2 separate regions of the Homo sapiens genome follow, and region 1 is linked to region 2. A link is an interaction called in ENCODE POLR2A ChIA-PET data of the cell type or tissue named here. Cell type or tissue: IMR-90. All regions are shown on one strand.

The links. ChIA-PET counts read pairs that join two places held together with the same protein. Peaks named below come from ENCODE experiments on the same cell type or tissue, not always from the same donor. Only the 100,000 strongest peaks of a DNase experiment are listed, where the experiment ranks them.
Region 1: POLR2A ChIA-PET joins it to region 2 with 8 read pairs; 24 of 35 experiments call an interaction of 5 or more read pairs at or near these places.

Annotation. Positions count from the first base shown.
Region 1 is chr7:5,697,899-5,700,398 of GRCh38, forward strand. The region is part of intron 13 of RNF216 (ring finger protein 216); the gene reads right to left. Among named protein-coding and RNA genes, the nearest start is that of MIR6874, 13 kb to the right of the region's middle. In IMR-90, no CTCF peak of the experiment used is centred here; no DNase peak of the experiment used is centred here; H3K27ac peaks cover 1,603 bases.
Region 2 is chr7:5,522,956-5,525,455 of GRCh38, forward strand. LOC221946 (a long non-coding RNA gene) reads left to right here. Exons shown (of 4, transcript NR_126168.1): 4 at 1,388-2,500. Among named protein-coding and RNA genes, the nearest start is that of ACTB, 6.4 kb to the right of the region's middle. RefSeq lists enhancers at 55-494, 565-734, 925-1,024, 1,135-1,184, 1,995-2,054 and 1 more. In IMR-90, no CTCF peak of the experiment used is centred here; a DNase peak (open chromatin) is centred at 1,446.

The DNA of each region.
Region 1 (2,500 bases), 170 kb after region 2:
GCAGGGGAGAGAAGGGCAAAAGGACAAGCTGTAGTCAAAGATAAGAGCGGAAGAAATTGTGATCTATTTCACCCTCTTTGGGCTAGAATCTGGATCAGCTTCTCAGACATAGGCAGCTTTTGAAACTTCAAATGCTTTTCATACAAGCTTCTGACGGGAAATAAAACTGAAAAAAAAGTACTTTTATGAGGCTATGGGGATTTCATCTGAGAAACTCTCTTAGCCTGTTTATTTTTGAAAAGCAAATGCCAATCCTAGTTTTAAAATCCTCGGTTTTCTAGAAATCAGTGTTTGGGCTAGAGGGACACTCAAAAGGTCATGTGGGCTTTCTTCTGGTTGCAGCTGGACTGCATGTAAGCAGTTGTACTGGAGCAAGGAGGGTCTGTTACAGGCTATACAATGCTCTCAACACAGAACCCCAGGCTTCCTGGGAACCCAATTCATCGGTTACAATGAAGTCCAGTGAGCTGTCTTAGATTCTTTTATACACACACACACACACACACACACACACACATACACACACACGCATGCATGCTGGAGTACAGTGGCATGATCATGGTTCACAGCGGCCTCGATCTTCTGGGCTCAGGTGATCTTCCCGCCTCAGCCTCCCGAGTAGCTGGGACTACAGATGCACAGCACCCATGCCTTATTAAATTTTTTTCTATTTTGTGTAGAGACGAGGTTGTGCTTTGTTGCCCAGGCTGGTCTTGAACTCATAACCTCAAGCAATCCTCCTGCCTCATTCTCCCAAAGTGCTGGAATTATAGGCATGAGCCACCGCTCCGGCCTCTTGGATTCTTCATAGGTAGTTTAAGTCTGTTTTCCCAGAGAAGCTGGAAAACACCAGGTCCCTACCACTTATATAGAAGAATCTTGTGCAGAGAAACTACACAGGAAACCTTCCCTCCTCTAGGATGAAGAGCTCTTTAACCTTCTCACAAAAAGCTGTTAACATTTTCCTGTTATGTTGCACATTTTCTCATCTCTTAAAAAACTGAACAAGCCACAAAACAGGACATTCGAATAAGGGTCTTTCCAGTCCCCAAGAGTGAACTGGAAAGCAGCAAAGCAAACCAAAACAATGAGAGCACAGATAAAGCTAACACTGAAGACAGCTAGAGTTTTTGACTTGTTTTTTTTAAAACTAACTTTTTATTGTAGAAAATTTTAAACATATACAAAAGCAGAGGATGTAATGAACCCTATGCACCCATTATCGTGTTTAATAATGATCGACTCATAACCAATCTGAGCTTATCTATACCCTACCTGTTCACTCATCCCTCCTCCTTCAGTATAATTTTGAAGCAAATCCCAGATTACAAATCTTTTCATTTATAAATATTTCAGTTTGTATCTGCAAAAGATAAAGACTCTTGAAACTAATGCAGCATATCAAAATTACACCTAAAAACACAAATAACAATGAGAAACCCTGGATTTGACTCCTGATGCTGTCACTTACTAGCTGTGTGACTTTGAGCAGATAAGGAGTAAAAAGCCCCTAAAACCCAGGAAGAGTTTTATTAGCAAATACCTAGACCTCAGCCTGTTTTAACTATGATGCCAAACTCCCTGCTCAAGCTATTCTTCCCATACTGGCCCTGATGATCTGACAGAATTGAACACTAGCTTTTTGTTGTGTTCTTCACCCACTACCTCAGCAGATTGGATTTCGTTTCTCATCACGGCTCTGCATTACCAAGGATATTCACAGTCCATCTTCCCAGGGGAATTGTACAGAAACAGAGCACGAACTGTTATTTAGTTTCAGAAGAGATGGCAGGGACTGCTGCCTTAGCCTGTTACACTGGACATGAAGGGCAGCAGGCTTTCTGGGGCTGGGTGGTTGATTCCACTTGCAGTGATGTACTGGCCACAGATACAGACGCACATTTTCTAACTGTGGTCTGTGGGAAGGCCATGTGGCCTCTGGGAACTGGAGATGTGACAGAGACCCTCTGTATTCTTTATCTTTGTCTCAAAGTCAGGGAAGACACTGAGGAATAAAAGGCCTTTTACGTTCTCAGCTACCACATTGCAACTGGAATCTGACCTTGAATTCAAGGATAAACACAAGAAATTCCACCCAACAGCAGCTTCAGCTTAGGCTTTGCTCTCATCTTGCTCGATGCCCTAAACACTCCTCTTTGCTACTGTTCCCCTTCTCCACATTCCCCGCCCTGACACAGACACCCACGGGGACAGGGGGTGTTTTCATGCTTGCGGTATTACCATAGCAACAATTTCTCTTCTACCTGGAAGGCTGGAAACCCTGCAGTGCTCTGTGCTGAGAATGCAAAGAGGGAACACTATCACTTTCCACCTCAGCACACACCACAAGCCGCACACGTGCACTCACACACAGCCCCTTCTCAAGGACATCACAATGAGATCATGACAACAAATCAGGATGCTGACACCTAACAACACAAAATCAGTGCAATGACAAAAAGGAGGTAAAACATTTCTTATAAAAAGGTATTTTGTAGGT
Region 2 (2,500 bases):
GAGGTTGCAGTGAGCCGAGATCGCACCACTGCACTCCAGCCTGGGTGACAGAGTGAGACTCTGTCTCAAAAAAATAACAAGAATAAAATAAAATGAAAGTACTGATGGAGTGCACCCGCTACAGTCACCTTCCAGTTGTTACTGATATGCCCAATTCTCAAATGGGGATATGGGCAGTGATGTGACTTCCCAAAGCCACATAGACAACGTGTCTGACAATCAACCAATGCTCCATTCTGTCTTGGAGGTTGTATCTCCTCTTTGGGCCTGTGTCCCCAGTCAATCCATGCCTCTGAGACACACCACCTCCCCAGGGGACTCCTCTGGCCTCCGGAGCCAGCTCAAGCATTCTTCCTCCAGGAAGCCCTCTGGGGAAGCCTACTCAAGAGTGACGGCCCAATTAGCCAGGCATGGTGGTCCACACCTGTAGTCCCAGCTACGTGGGAGGTCGAGGCGGGAGGATTGTGTGAGTCCAGGAGTTGGAGGTTACAGTAAACTATGATCACAGTGCTGCACTCCAGCCTGGGTGACAGAGTGAGACTCTGATTGTAAAAAATGAAATAGGCTGGACGTGATGGCTCACGCCTGCAAACCCAGCACTTTGGGGAGCCAAGACGAGTGGATGGCTTGAGGCCAGGAGTTCAAGACCAGCCTGGGCAATATAGCAAGACCCCATCTCTACAAAAAATAAAACAACAGAAAAAGAGTGACAGCTCCTCTCTCCCTACCCCCATGTCTGCCCATGTTCAGTGATCCTTTGCTTTTTTTTTTTTTGAAATGGAGTCTCACTGTGTTGCCCAGGCTAGAGTGCAGTGGTGCGATCTCAGCTCACTGCAACCTCCACCTCCCAAGTTCAAGCGATTCTCCCGCCTCAGCCTCCTGAGTAGCTGGGATTACAGGTGTGCACCACTATGCCCAGATAATTTTTTGTATTTTCAGTAGAGATGGGGTTTCACCACGATGGCCAGGCTGGTCTCGAACTCCTGACCTCATGTGATCCGACTGCCTCGGTCTCCCAAAGTGCTGGGATGAACTCTTGACCTCACGTGATCCGACTGCCTCAGTCTCCCAAAGTGCTAGGATGACGGGCATGAGACACTGCACCTGGCTCCTTTGTTTTTTGGGGGGAGGGGACAGAGTCTCACTCTGTCTCCCAGGCTGGAGTGCAGTGACACAATCTTGGCTCAATGCAACCTCTGCCTCCTAGATTCAAGTGATTCTTCTGCCTCAGCCTCCCGAGTAGCTAGGATTACAGGTGCACGCCACCCTGCCCGGCTAACTTTTGTGTTTTTAGTAGAGATGAGGTCTCACCATGTTGGTCAGGCTGGTCTCCCTTTGCTTTTTAAAATCTGTGTTTCTGGCCCTCTTCCTCTTTCTCTTGGAGTAGGTGGTGGCAGCAGACGCTTGTGCAGCTATACGCAAGATTAAGGCTGGGACTTCCTTGGCAAGAAGCAGGAGCTGCTGAAGTTGCTGGTCAACCTATGGGTGAAGCTGTCCCAGCTGTGCATCACCAATGTCAGCAGTCCCGTCTTTTTGACACCAGGGACCAGTTTCGTGGAAGATAATTTTCCCATGAATGGGGGCAGGGGGATGGTTTTGGGATGATTCAAGCACATTACGCTTATTGCGTACACCATCTCTATTATTACATTCTAATATATGATAAAATAATTCTACAACTCATCATGATATAGGATCAATGAGAGCCCTGAGCTTCTTTCCCTGCAACTAGATAGTCGCATCTGGGGCTGATGGGAGACAGTGACAGATCATCAGGCATTAGATGCTCATAAGGAGTGCACAACCGCCGGGCGTGGTGGCTCACGCCTGTAATCCCAGCATTTTGGGAGGCCAAGGCGGGTGGATCACCTGAGGTCAGGAGTTTAAGACCAGCCTGGCCAACATGGCAAAACCCTGTATCTGTGAAAAATACAAAAACTAACCAGGCGTGGTGACACATGCCTGTAATCCCAGCAACTCAGGAGACTGAGACAGGAGAATCGCTTGAACCCAGGAGGCAAAAGTTGCAGTGAGCCAAGATCACACCACACCACTGCACTCCAGCCTGGGTGACAGAACAAGACTCCATCTCAAAAAAAAGAAAAAAATTGAGACAGGATCTCACTATGCTGCCTAGGCTGCATTTGGGCTCAAATGACCCACCTGCCTCAGCCTCCCAAAGTGCTGCGATTACAGGCGCGAGCCACCACGCCTGCCTGGCCTATTTTAATTTTTAAGAGTCACGGTCTTGTTCTGTCACCCAGGCTGGAGTGCAGTGGTGCAATCATAGCTCACTGCAGCCTTGAGCTCCTGGGCTCAAGTGATCCTCCCACCTCAGCTTCCCAAAATGCTGGGATTACAAGCATGCGTCACCACAGCAGGCCCAATTAGATAAGGTTTGAAGTATGTCTACACCTGCAAGACCACCACCACAATCGACATAATGAACATCACCCGATGCTCGTGTTCATCAAAGTCTCTGCTCTCTCTTCCTATGATC